2 separate regions of the Homo sapiens genome follow, and region 2 is linked to region 1. Evidence: chromatin contacts called from ENCODE Hi-C or POLR2A ChIA-PET data. All regions are on one chromosome and are shown on one strand. Each heading gives the region's core, a stretch centred on a gene start or an enhancer-like site at or near the end of the contact. The rest is flanking DNA. Distances are from core to core; before and after follow the strand shown. Region 1 has its middle 49 kb from the start of AHNAK. Region 2 overlaps ASRGL1 (asparaginase and isoaspartyl peptidase 1).

Region 1 (4,937 bases), core at 1,830-4,329:
TTTAAAACCCACTTGGATTTTTTAAGTCACTGGGGAGGTTCGGAGCCACATACCACGCCCTGTGTGTCATCATCGGGCTCTCTGAGGGACAGCACGTAGGTTTGGGAGGAACAGGTTCAAACCTGACTCTGATCGTTAACGAAGGTAGTGTTCTGTAGCACACATGACTCTCTGGGCCAATCAGATTACCCCAGCCTTCTAGCACCTGTGTGAACTGACATAGCTGGGAAGCTGGCTAGGCTGGGCTCAGGTGGGGCAGCCAGGTACCTTTATAGTATGATTTGAAGGCCTCAGGTGAGGCTGCCCTAGCCTGAAATATCTCCCCTACTGGCTTGTCAAGGATGTCTGAATTTCGCTACTATTGAGTCATTCCTTTGCGTTTACTACGGTCCTCGTTTTGTGAGTGCAGATTGATCTGGAATACAGGATCCTTAACCTTCCCATCTTAATTGCGTGGATACAACTAGACTATGTTTAATCTCTTGGGTAAGCCACAAACTAAGTTCCACTTTTTCATGCCAGGCCTGTCTTGAGGCATTTCACCTGCCCTCTTCTCTATTCTGTTCAGCTTAGACAAGAAGCAAGCTGGAGCCAGGTAGTCTGGTGTGGGGGACAGAGGAGCAGAGGACTGGAAAGTGAGGGCACCCAGGAGCAGCAGGCTCTCCTTCCTGGCTTCTGGCTTTCCAGCACAGAAAAGCTTGGCTGAGCCTTGGTCTGGTGTCAGATGACGCCTGAAGGGAGATGTGATCTCCCCATTTTGGCCCAGATGGAGCACAGTTAGCTCTTACATGGACTTCCTTCCACTTACTCACTTTCCCTTTACCAGCTATCCTCTGTCCTCCTACTGCTGCACTCTCAGCCATCATCATTCTACGTGGCCTCATGCCAGAAGGGAAGTCTCATTGGCATCCCAGAGGAGCCAGGAGCTCCTAAGCCCCACCAGCACTCGGCCACACCCCTTTCCCCTTTGTGGCTTGGTTCACAGTCTCCAGGAGATGGAGGAGTGGCTAGGAGCTGCGCAGCTGCCGACAGCTCAACTTGTGCGGCTGGTTTTTTGTTTTTTTGAGATGGAGTCTTGCTCTGTTGCCCAGGCTGGAGTGCTGTGGTGCGATCTTGGCTCACTACAACCTCCGCCTCCCGGGTTCAAGCGATTCTCTTGCCTCAGTCTCCCGAATAGCTGAGATTACAGGCACACGATACCATGCCCAGTTAATTTTTTTGTATTTTTAGTAGAGACTGGGTTTCGCCATGTTGGTCAGGCTGGTCTCGAACTCCCGACCTCAGGTGATCCACCCGCCTCGGCCTCCCAAAGTGCTGGGATTACAGGCATAAGCCACTGCGCCTGGCAGGTTTGAACAGATACAGAGGATGTTTAGTGAGAGGCCAGTCGGATGCTATGGGTCTGCACTAAAGCCTTAAACCCTTTCTATCTTTTCCTCTTTCCCAGGCCTAGAAGACATGGTCAGAGTTCATCTACGTCATGCCCCTGCCTCCGGGCATATTTTATCTCCCCATGCCCATGCCTGTCTTCCAGAGACCACTCCCACCAAAGGAAGTGGGAGAAGCGAGGCGGAAGAGAGGCCATAAAGTCCGCTGGAATATAGGCTCCATGAAGGCAGGGATTTTTAATATATCCCCAGAGTCTAGAACAGTGCCTGGCCCACAGTAGATGCTCAATAAATATTTGTTGAATAATGAACCTCCCCTTGTTGAAGTAATCACAGCTGGTAAAGTACTTTCAATCCTAATGAATATTCTGTTGGACAGGTGGAAATTTTTAGAGCCAACATTTCCAAAGATCTATTTATTTTGTTTTTTGTTTTTATTTTATTTTTTTTAGAGAAGGGCCTTGCTCTGTCACTCAGGCTGGAGTGCACTGGCATGATCACAGCTCACTGCAACCTTGAACTCCTGGACTCAAGAGATCCTCCCACCTCAGCTTTCTGAGTAGCTCTTACTAAAGGCACAGCTTCCATGCCCAGCTAATAAAAAAAAATTTCTTTTTTTTTTTTTTTTAGAGTGAGTCTGGGTTCACTATGTTGCTCACGTGCTGCTCTCAAACTTCTGGCCTCAAGCGATCCTCCCACCTTGGCCTTCTAAAGCACTGGGATTATAGGCATGAGCCACTATGTCTGGCCCCAAAGATTCAATTTTTAATTACACCATATAGTGTAATTATAATTACACTATATAGTGTAATTATAATTACATTTAGTGTAATCTTAGTATGCCATTCATTTTGTAAAAAATTAAAACAATACAAGAGAAATTCCCCTTGTTCCAAACACACTTGCGTGCTCCTTCTTAGTGATAACCATTAGCTTCATCTTGGCATGTGCCCTGTAGACTTTGCTCAATGCATTTGGACAAGTCTGTATGTTAACATAGAAGCCTAGAGTTTTGTGGGTTAGCAACGACACAACAACCACAACAACAAAACCCATAAAACCATAAATAAGATTGGACTGTGCTGTTTTGCAGTTTCCTTTTTCCCCTCTTAACGTTTTGGAGATGTTCCATGTAGGTGAAAACAGACCTACCTCGTTCTTTTCATTGTGAAATATTGTGCAGCATAGATATATTGCATATTTGACAATTCCTCTATTGATGGACTTTTAAGTCATTTCCAGTGTTTACTTTTTTTTTTTTTGAGATGAAGTCTCCCCTCTGTCACCCAGGCTGGAGTGCAGTGGCTCAGTCTCGGCTCACTGCAACCTCTGCTTCCCAGGTTCAAGCGATTCTCCTGCCTCAGCCTCCTGAGTAGCTGGGATTACAGGGGCGTGCCACCACGCCTGGCAAAATTGTTTTGTATTTTTACTAGAGATGGAGTTTCGTCATTTTGGCCCAGCTGGTCTTGAACTCCTCACCTCAGGTTATCTGCCTGCCTCAGCCTCCCGAAGTGCTGGGATTACAGGTGTGAACCACCGCGCCTGGCCTATTACCAGTTTCTATGATCTTGTTAGAATAAAAATTTCAGCTCTCTCTTGGACAGGAAATTGTGAGTGATTCACACTAGTAACATAATCAGATATGTCGTAATGATGCTATTTAATGCTATGTCTTCTGTTACTTAGTAACTGTTTTACATAAAGGGCGTAATCATGTCTCCACCTTTTTTGATAGGAATGGTTGTGTATCACTTTTCTCCACCCATTTCACCATGACTTTTAGATATGAAATGGGAGAGTCTGGGGCCTTGGAGGGCCTCAGGGGAGTGACCTCCCCCTTCCCTTCCTTATCCTCTGTTTTCTTGAGTGGCTTCAAGGAGTTGTTTGGTGCCATAGCCTGCCCTTCTGCCACATCCTTTCCTGCCACATAGTGGTCATGTCCTGGAATGACGAGATGACAATGCCAATCATTCAGTCCCAGGCTGCATGGTGCACTGGCCTTTGGATTCCTCCTTTGATCAGCTCAGAACACTTTAGCAGTTGTTGGTTTTGACCTGTGCTTGGCTTTGATGATATCAGGCCCATCTTCAAACCTTTTCCTTGTACCTCAGGAATGATACCGCAGTCTGGATCCAGCCTTAATCTTTTCAAGGCCCACGCATCACTCAGTATAATATTTTCCACAGATAAGTACATTTTAAAAGGAAAAGCTTTAAGAACACTTTATATTTTATACCATTTAATTCCTTGGCAATTTTCTTCTCCCACCCACACCTTAATGTCATTTGCTCTTCTATTTTTCTCAACCTCTGTTTTCTTTTCTTTCTTTCTTTCCTTCCTTCCTTCCCTCCCTCCCTTCTTCCTTCCTTTTCCTTCCTTTCTTCCTTCCTTCCTTTCTTTCTTCTTTTTCTTTCTTTCTTTCTTTCTTGAGATGGAGTCTCCCTCCCTCTGCTGCTCAGGCTGGAGTGCAGTGATGCGATCTCGGCTCACTGCAACTGCCGCCTCCCGGGTTCAAGCAATTCTCCTGCCTCAGCCTACCGAGTAGCTGGGACTACAGGCACGCGCCACCACGCCCGGCTAACTTTTGTACTTTTAGTAGAGACAGGGTTTCACTATGTTGATCAGGCTGGTCTCGAACTCCTGACCTTGTGATCTGCCCGCCTCGGCCTCCCAAAGTGCTGGGATTACAGGTGTGAGCCACCGCTCCCGGCCAACCTGCTTTCAAGATTACATCAGAGTGGTGGCTGTGGAAGAATTTTTCTCCCTGAGAATTTTCTCTAGGCATAGTTCTTTGTTACTAACAAGATTTTCCTTCTCCCTGCTTGATGATTTCCGTACAGTTTAGACTCATAGAGTATCTTAATATTAATCTCTAGTGATTGAATTGCAACAGCACCTAGGATGGCTAGATTTCATAATGGCTTTTTCCTGAAGTTCACTTTTCAGAGGGAGCCTAGGACTTTTAAGGCAGTGTGACTTGTTTTAATGGTTTCAGATTAATTTTGTATTTGTATCAGAAAACCATTTACTTAATGATTTGATTGTTTCATTTTCTAAAGTGAATAGTAACTGAACTCGTTTCCTACTCCTTTATTTAGTCCAGCTACTATAGAATCTTTGTTTTGCTTGCTTTTAGTAATATTAACGTTATTTCTTTCTTTCTTCTTTTTTTTTTTTTGAGACAGGATCTGGCTCTGTCACCCATGCTGGAGTGCAGTGGCGCAATCTTGGCTCACTGCAGCCTCCGCCTCCTGGGATCAAGTGATCCTCCTGCTACAGCCTCCTGAGTAGCTGGGATTACAGGCATATACCACCATGCCTGGCTAATTTTTCTATTTTTAGTAGAGACGAGGTTTCATCATGTTGGCCAGGCTGGTCTCGAACTTCTGGCCTCAAATAATTCAACCGCCTTGGCTTCCCAAAGTTCTGGGATTACAGGCATGAGCCACTGCGCCTGGCATATTACTGCTATTTTTTTTTTTTTTTTTTGAGACGGAGTCTCGCTCTGTCCCCATGCTGGAGTGCAGTGGCGTGATCTCGGCTCACTGC
Region 2 (5,015 bases), core at 1,921-4,420, 120 kb after region 1:
AAACTACCAATGATGACTTAACTTAGTTATTATTGTGCATACCAGGGTCATTTGTTAATCGGCTGGTGATGGCAGATGAATGGCAAACACACACACACACACACGCACACACGTGCACACACACACATGCACACACACAGATGCATTTAATAAGTTATGTATTTATTCCATTAAAATATTTTTTCTTGGCTTCATTCCAGGGAGTACTGATTTTTTTTTTTTTTTTGAGACCAACTCTTGCCCTGTCGCCCAGGCTGGAGTGCAGTGGTGTGATTTCGGCTCACTGCAACTGGGTTCTAGCAGTTCTCCTGCCTCAGCCTCCTGAGAAGCTGGGACTACAGGTGCACACTGCCAAGCCTGGCTAATTTTTTGTATTTTTTAGTAGAGATGGGGTTTCACCATGTTGCCCAGGCTGGTCATGAACTCCTGAGCTCAGGCAGTCCACCCACCTTGGCCTCCCAAAGTGCTGGGATTACAGGCGTGAGCCACCAAGCCTGGCCTGATGATGTTCTTTTTTTTTTTTTTTTTTTTTTTTTTGAGTAGGAGTCTCGCTCTGTCGCCCAGGCTGGAGTGCAGTGGCGGGATCTCGGCTCACTGCAAGCTCCGCCTCCTGGGTTCACGCCATTCTCCTGCCTCAGCCTCCCGAGTAGCTGGGACTACAGGCGCCCGCCACTACGCCCGGCTAATTTTTTGTATTGTTAGTAGAGACGGGGTTTCACCGTTTTAGCCGGGATGGTCTCGATCTCCTGACCTCGTGATCCGCCCGCCTCGGCCTCCCAAAGTGCTGGGATTACATGCGTGAGCCACCGCGCCCGGCCCCTGATGATGTTCTTATACTTAACGTGACTTCTATTGACAAAATGGCAAAAGACAAGCTTTCTTGAGTCAACATAGTTTTTAGCAAGTTTTTAATTTATTTTAATTTGGAGAAGCTTCCTTCTGCTGAAGCAGCAGCAACTGGAATTACCAACAAAATTCTCAAAGCAGTACTTAGATTTAGAAATGAATACTGATTTTTACATTATCACACTCAAATACTATATGGATTTGTGGGGAAACGAAAGAGATCAGGCTGTTACTGTGTCTATGTAGAAAGAAGTAGACATAAGAGACTCTATTTTGTTCTGTACTAAGAAAAATTCTTCTGCCTTGAGATGCTGTTAATCTGTAACCCTACCCCAACCCTGTGTCGCAGAGACGTGCTGTGTTGACTCAAGGTTTAATGGATTTAGGGCTATGCAGGCTGTGCTTTGTTAAAAAAGTGCTTGAAGGCAGTATGCTTGTTAAAAGTCATTACCATTCTCTAATTTCAAGTACCCAGGGACACAATACACTGCGGAAGGCTGCAGGGACCTCTGCCTAGGAAAGCCAGGTATTGTCCAAGGTTTCTCCCCATGTGATAGCCTGAGATATGGCCTTGTGGGAAGGGAAAGACCTGACCGTCCCCCAGCCCGACACTGTCCCCCAGCCCGACACCCCACCCGTAAAGGGTCTGTGCTGAGGAGCATTAGTAAAAGAGGAAGGCCTCTTTGCAGTTGTGATAAGAGGAAGGCATCTGTCTCCTGCTTGTCCCTGGGCAATAGAATGTCTGGGTTTAAAACCCGATTGTATGTTCTATTTACTGAGATAGGAGAAAACAGCCTTAGGGCTGGAGGTGAGAGGTGCTAGCGACAATACTGCTCTTTAATGTTTGTATACATGCACATCAAGGCATAGCACCTTTCCTTATTTATGACACAGAGACATTTGTTCACATGTTTTCCTGCTGACCCTCTCCTCTCTATTAACTTATTGTCCTGCCACATCCCCCTCTCCAGATGGTAGAGATAATGATCAGTAAATACTGAGGGAACTCAGAGACTGTTGCCGGTGGGGGTCCTCCGTATGCTGAGCACCGGTCCCCTGGGCCCACTTTTTTTTCTCTATACGTTGTCTCTGTCTCTCCTGCCTCAGCCTCCTGAGTAGCTGGGACTACAGGCACCCGCCACTGGGCCCGGCTAATTTTTTGTATTTTTAGTAGAGATGGGGTTTCACCCTGTTAGCCAGGATGGTCTCGATCTCCTGACCTCGTGATCCACCGGCCTCGGCCTCCCAAAGTGCGGGGATTACAGGCGTGACCCACCGCACCCAGCCTCTTATTTCTTTTCTCAGTCTCTCGTCCCACCTGATGAGAAACGCCCACAGGTGTAGAGGGGCTGGCCACCCCTTCATCTGGTGCCCAACGTGGGTGCTTTTCTCTAGGGTGAAGGTGAGCTAGAGCGTGGTCATTGAGAACAAGTTGATGAGAGATTCCCGAGTACGTCTACAGTCAGTCTTGTGGTAAGCTTGTGCCCTCGGAAGAACCTAGGGTAACAATGGGGCAAACTGAAAGTAAATATGCCTCTTATCTCAGCTTTATTAAAATTCTTTTAAAAAGGGGGGAGTTAGAGTCTCTACAAAAAAATCTAATCACGCTATTTCAAACAGTAGAACAATTCTGCCCATGGTTTCTAGAACAGGGAACTTTAGATCTAAAAGATTGGGAAAAAATTGGCAAAGAATTAAAACAAGCAAGTAGGAAGGGTAAAATCATCCCACTTACCGTATGGAATGATTGGGCCATTATTAAAGCAGCTAATTTAGAACTGTTTCAAACAGGAGAAGATAGCGTTTCAGTTGCTGATGCCCCTGAAAGCTGTGTAATAGATTGTGAAGAATAGGCAGGGATAGAATCCCAGAAAGGAATGGAAAGTTCAAAAGTTCACATTGTAAATATGTAGCAGAGTCTGTAATGGCTCGGTCAATGCAAAATGTTGACTACAATCAATTACAGGAGGTAATATATCCTGAAGCATTAGAATTAGAAGAAAAAGGTCCAGAATTAGCGGGGCCATCAGAGTCTAAACCATGATGGCCAACTCCTCTTCCAGCGGTTCAGATGCCTGTAACATTACAACCTCAAATGCAGGTTAGACAAGTACAAACCCCAAGAGAATATCAAATAGAGAGTCTCTGTCATGGCAACGCCAATCCAAATACAGTATCCACAATATCAGCCGGTAGAAAATAAGACCCAACCGCCAGTAGCCTATCAATACTGGCCGCCAGCCGAACTTCAGTATCGGCCGCCCCCAGAAAATCAGTATGGACAGCCAGGAGTGTTTCCAGCACCACAGGGCAGGGCGCTATAGCCTCAGCCGCCCACTATAAGACTTTATCCTACAGCACCACCTAGTGGACAAGGTAGTGCATTACATAAAATTATTGATAAGGCAAGGAAACAAGGAGATATTGAGGCGTGGCAATTCCCAGTACCGATGCCACCTGGAGAAGGGGCCCAAGAAGGAGCGCCTACCCTAGTTGGGGCCAGATATGAGTCCTTTTCTATAAAAATGTTAAAAGATATGAAAGAGGGAGTAAAACAGTATGGACCCAACTCCCCTTATATGAGAACATTATTAGGTTCCACTGCTCATGGACATAGACTCATTCCTTATGATTGGGAGATTTTGGCCAAATCATCACTCTCACTGTCTCAATTTTTACAATTTAAGAGTTGGTGGATTGATGGGGCACAAGAACAGGTCTGAAGTAATAGGGCTGCCAATCCTCCAGTTAACATAGATGCAGATCAACTATTAGGAAAAGGTCAAAATTGGAGCACTACTAATCAACAAGCAATAATGCAAAATGAGGCCATTGAGCAAGTTAGAGCTATCTGCCTTAGGGCCTGGGAAAAAAATCCAAGACCCAGGAACCACCTGCCCCTCATTCAATACAATAAGACAAGGCTCTAAAAAGCCCTACCCTGATTTTGTGGCAAGGCTCCGAGATGCTGCTCAAAAGTCAATTACCGATGAAAATGCCCGTAAGGTCATAGTGGAGTTGATGGCATATGGAAACGCCAATCCTGAGTGTCAATCAGCCACTAAGCCATTAAAAGGGAAGGTTCCCACAGGATCAGATGTAATCTCAGAGTACGTAAAAGCCTATGATGGAATTGGAGGAGCTATGCATAAAACTATGCTTATGGCTCAAGCAATAATGGGAGTTGCTTTAGGAGGACAAGTTAGAACATTTGGGGGAAAATGTTATAATTGTGGTCAAATTGGTCATCTAAAAAAGAATTGCCCAGCCTCAAAAAAACAAAATATAACTATTCAAGCTACTACAACAACAACAGATAAAGAGCCACCCGACTTATGTCCAAGATGTAAAAAAGAAAAACACTATTAGAATTCTATCAAATTCTAAATTTGATAGAAATGGGCAACTATTGTCAGGAAACAGCAAAGGGGCCAGCCTCAGGCCCTGCAACAAACTGGGGCATTCCCAGTTCAGCCCTTTGTTCCTCAGGGTTTTCAGGGACAACAACCCCCACTGTCACAAGTGCCTCAGGGAATGAGCCAGTTACCACAATACAACAATTGTCCCCTGCCACAAGCGGCAGTGTAGCAGTAGATTTATGTACTATACAAGCAGTCTCTCTGCTTTCAGGGGAGCCCCCACAAAAAATTCCCACAGGGGTATATGGCCCCCTGCCTGAGGGGACTGTAGGACTAATCTTAGGAAGATCAAGTCTAAATCTAAAGGGAGTTCAAATTCATACTGGTGTGGTTGATTCAGACTACAAAGGTGAAATTCAATTGGTTATTAGCTCCTCAATTCCTTGCAGTGCCAGTCCAGGAGACAGGATTGCTCAGTTGTTACTCCTGCCTTATATTAAGGTTGGAAACAGTGAGATAAATAGAAAGGAGGGTTTGGAAGCACTGATCCGGCAGGAAAGGCTGCATATTGGGCAAGTCAGTTCTCAGAGAGCAGACCTGTGTGTAAGGCCATTATTCAAGGAAAACAGTTTGAAGGGTTGGTAGACACTGGAGCAGATGTCTCTATCATTGCTTTAAACCAGTGGCCAAAAAATTGGCCTAAATGAAAGGCTGTTACAGGACTTGTCGGCGTAGGCACTCCTCAGAAGTGTATCAAAGTACTATTACATTGTTTAGGGCCGGATAATCAAGAAAGTACTGTTCAACCAA

The links. Hi-C counts contacts between places; a loop is a spot of excess contacts on that map. ChIA-PET counts read pairs that join two places held with the same protein, here RNA polymerase II (POLR2A). Pooled maps may share reads with other maps.
Region 2: a loop to region 1 is called in a pooled map, with 4 times the contacts of the local background. The contact joins two enhancer-like sites. A Hi-C loop is called at or near these places in 8 of 168 maps with a recorded cell type or tissue (Caco-2, PC-3, PC-9 and 5 more) and 14 of 50 pooled maps. POLR2A ChIA-PET finds 5 or more read pairs at or near these places in 3 of 52 experiments (BJ, MCF 10A and naive thymus-derived CD4-positive, alpha-beta T cell).

Annotation. Positions count from the first base shown.
Region 1 is chr11:62,495,678-62,500,614 of GRCh38, reverse strand. It overlaps a transcript of AHNAK not described here. Among named protein-coding and RNA genes, the nearest start is that of AHNAK, 49 kb to the left of the region's middle. Within about 2 kb of position 3,079, at least 12 of the 41 ENCODE cell types and tissues checked have a DNase peak (open chromatin) inside an H3K27ac peak, as active enhancers do.
Region 2 is chr11:62,379,125-62,384,139 of GRCh38, reverse strand. All of the region lies in intron 4 of ASRGL1 (asparaginase and isoaspartyl peptidase 1), which reads right to left. Among named protein-coding and RNA genes, the nearest start is that of SCGB1A1, 37 kb to the left of the region's middle. RefSeq lists enhancers at 864-1,429, 1,430-1,995. Within about 2 kb of position 3,170, at least 2 of the 41 ENCODE cell types and tissues checked have a DNase peak (open chromatin) inside an H3K27ac peak, as active enhancers do.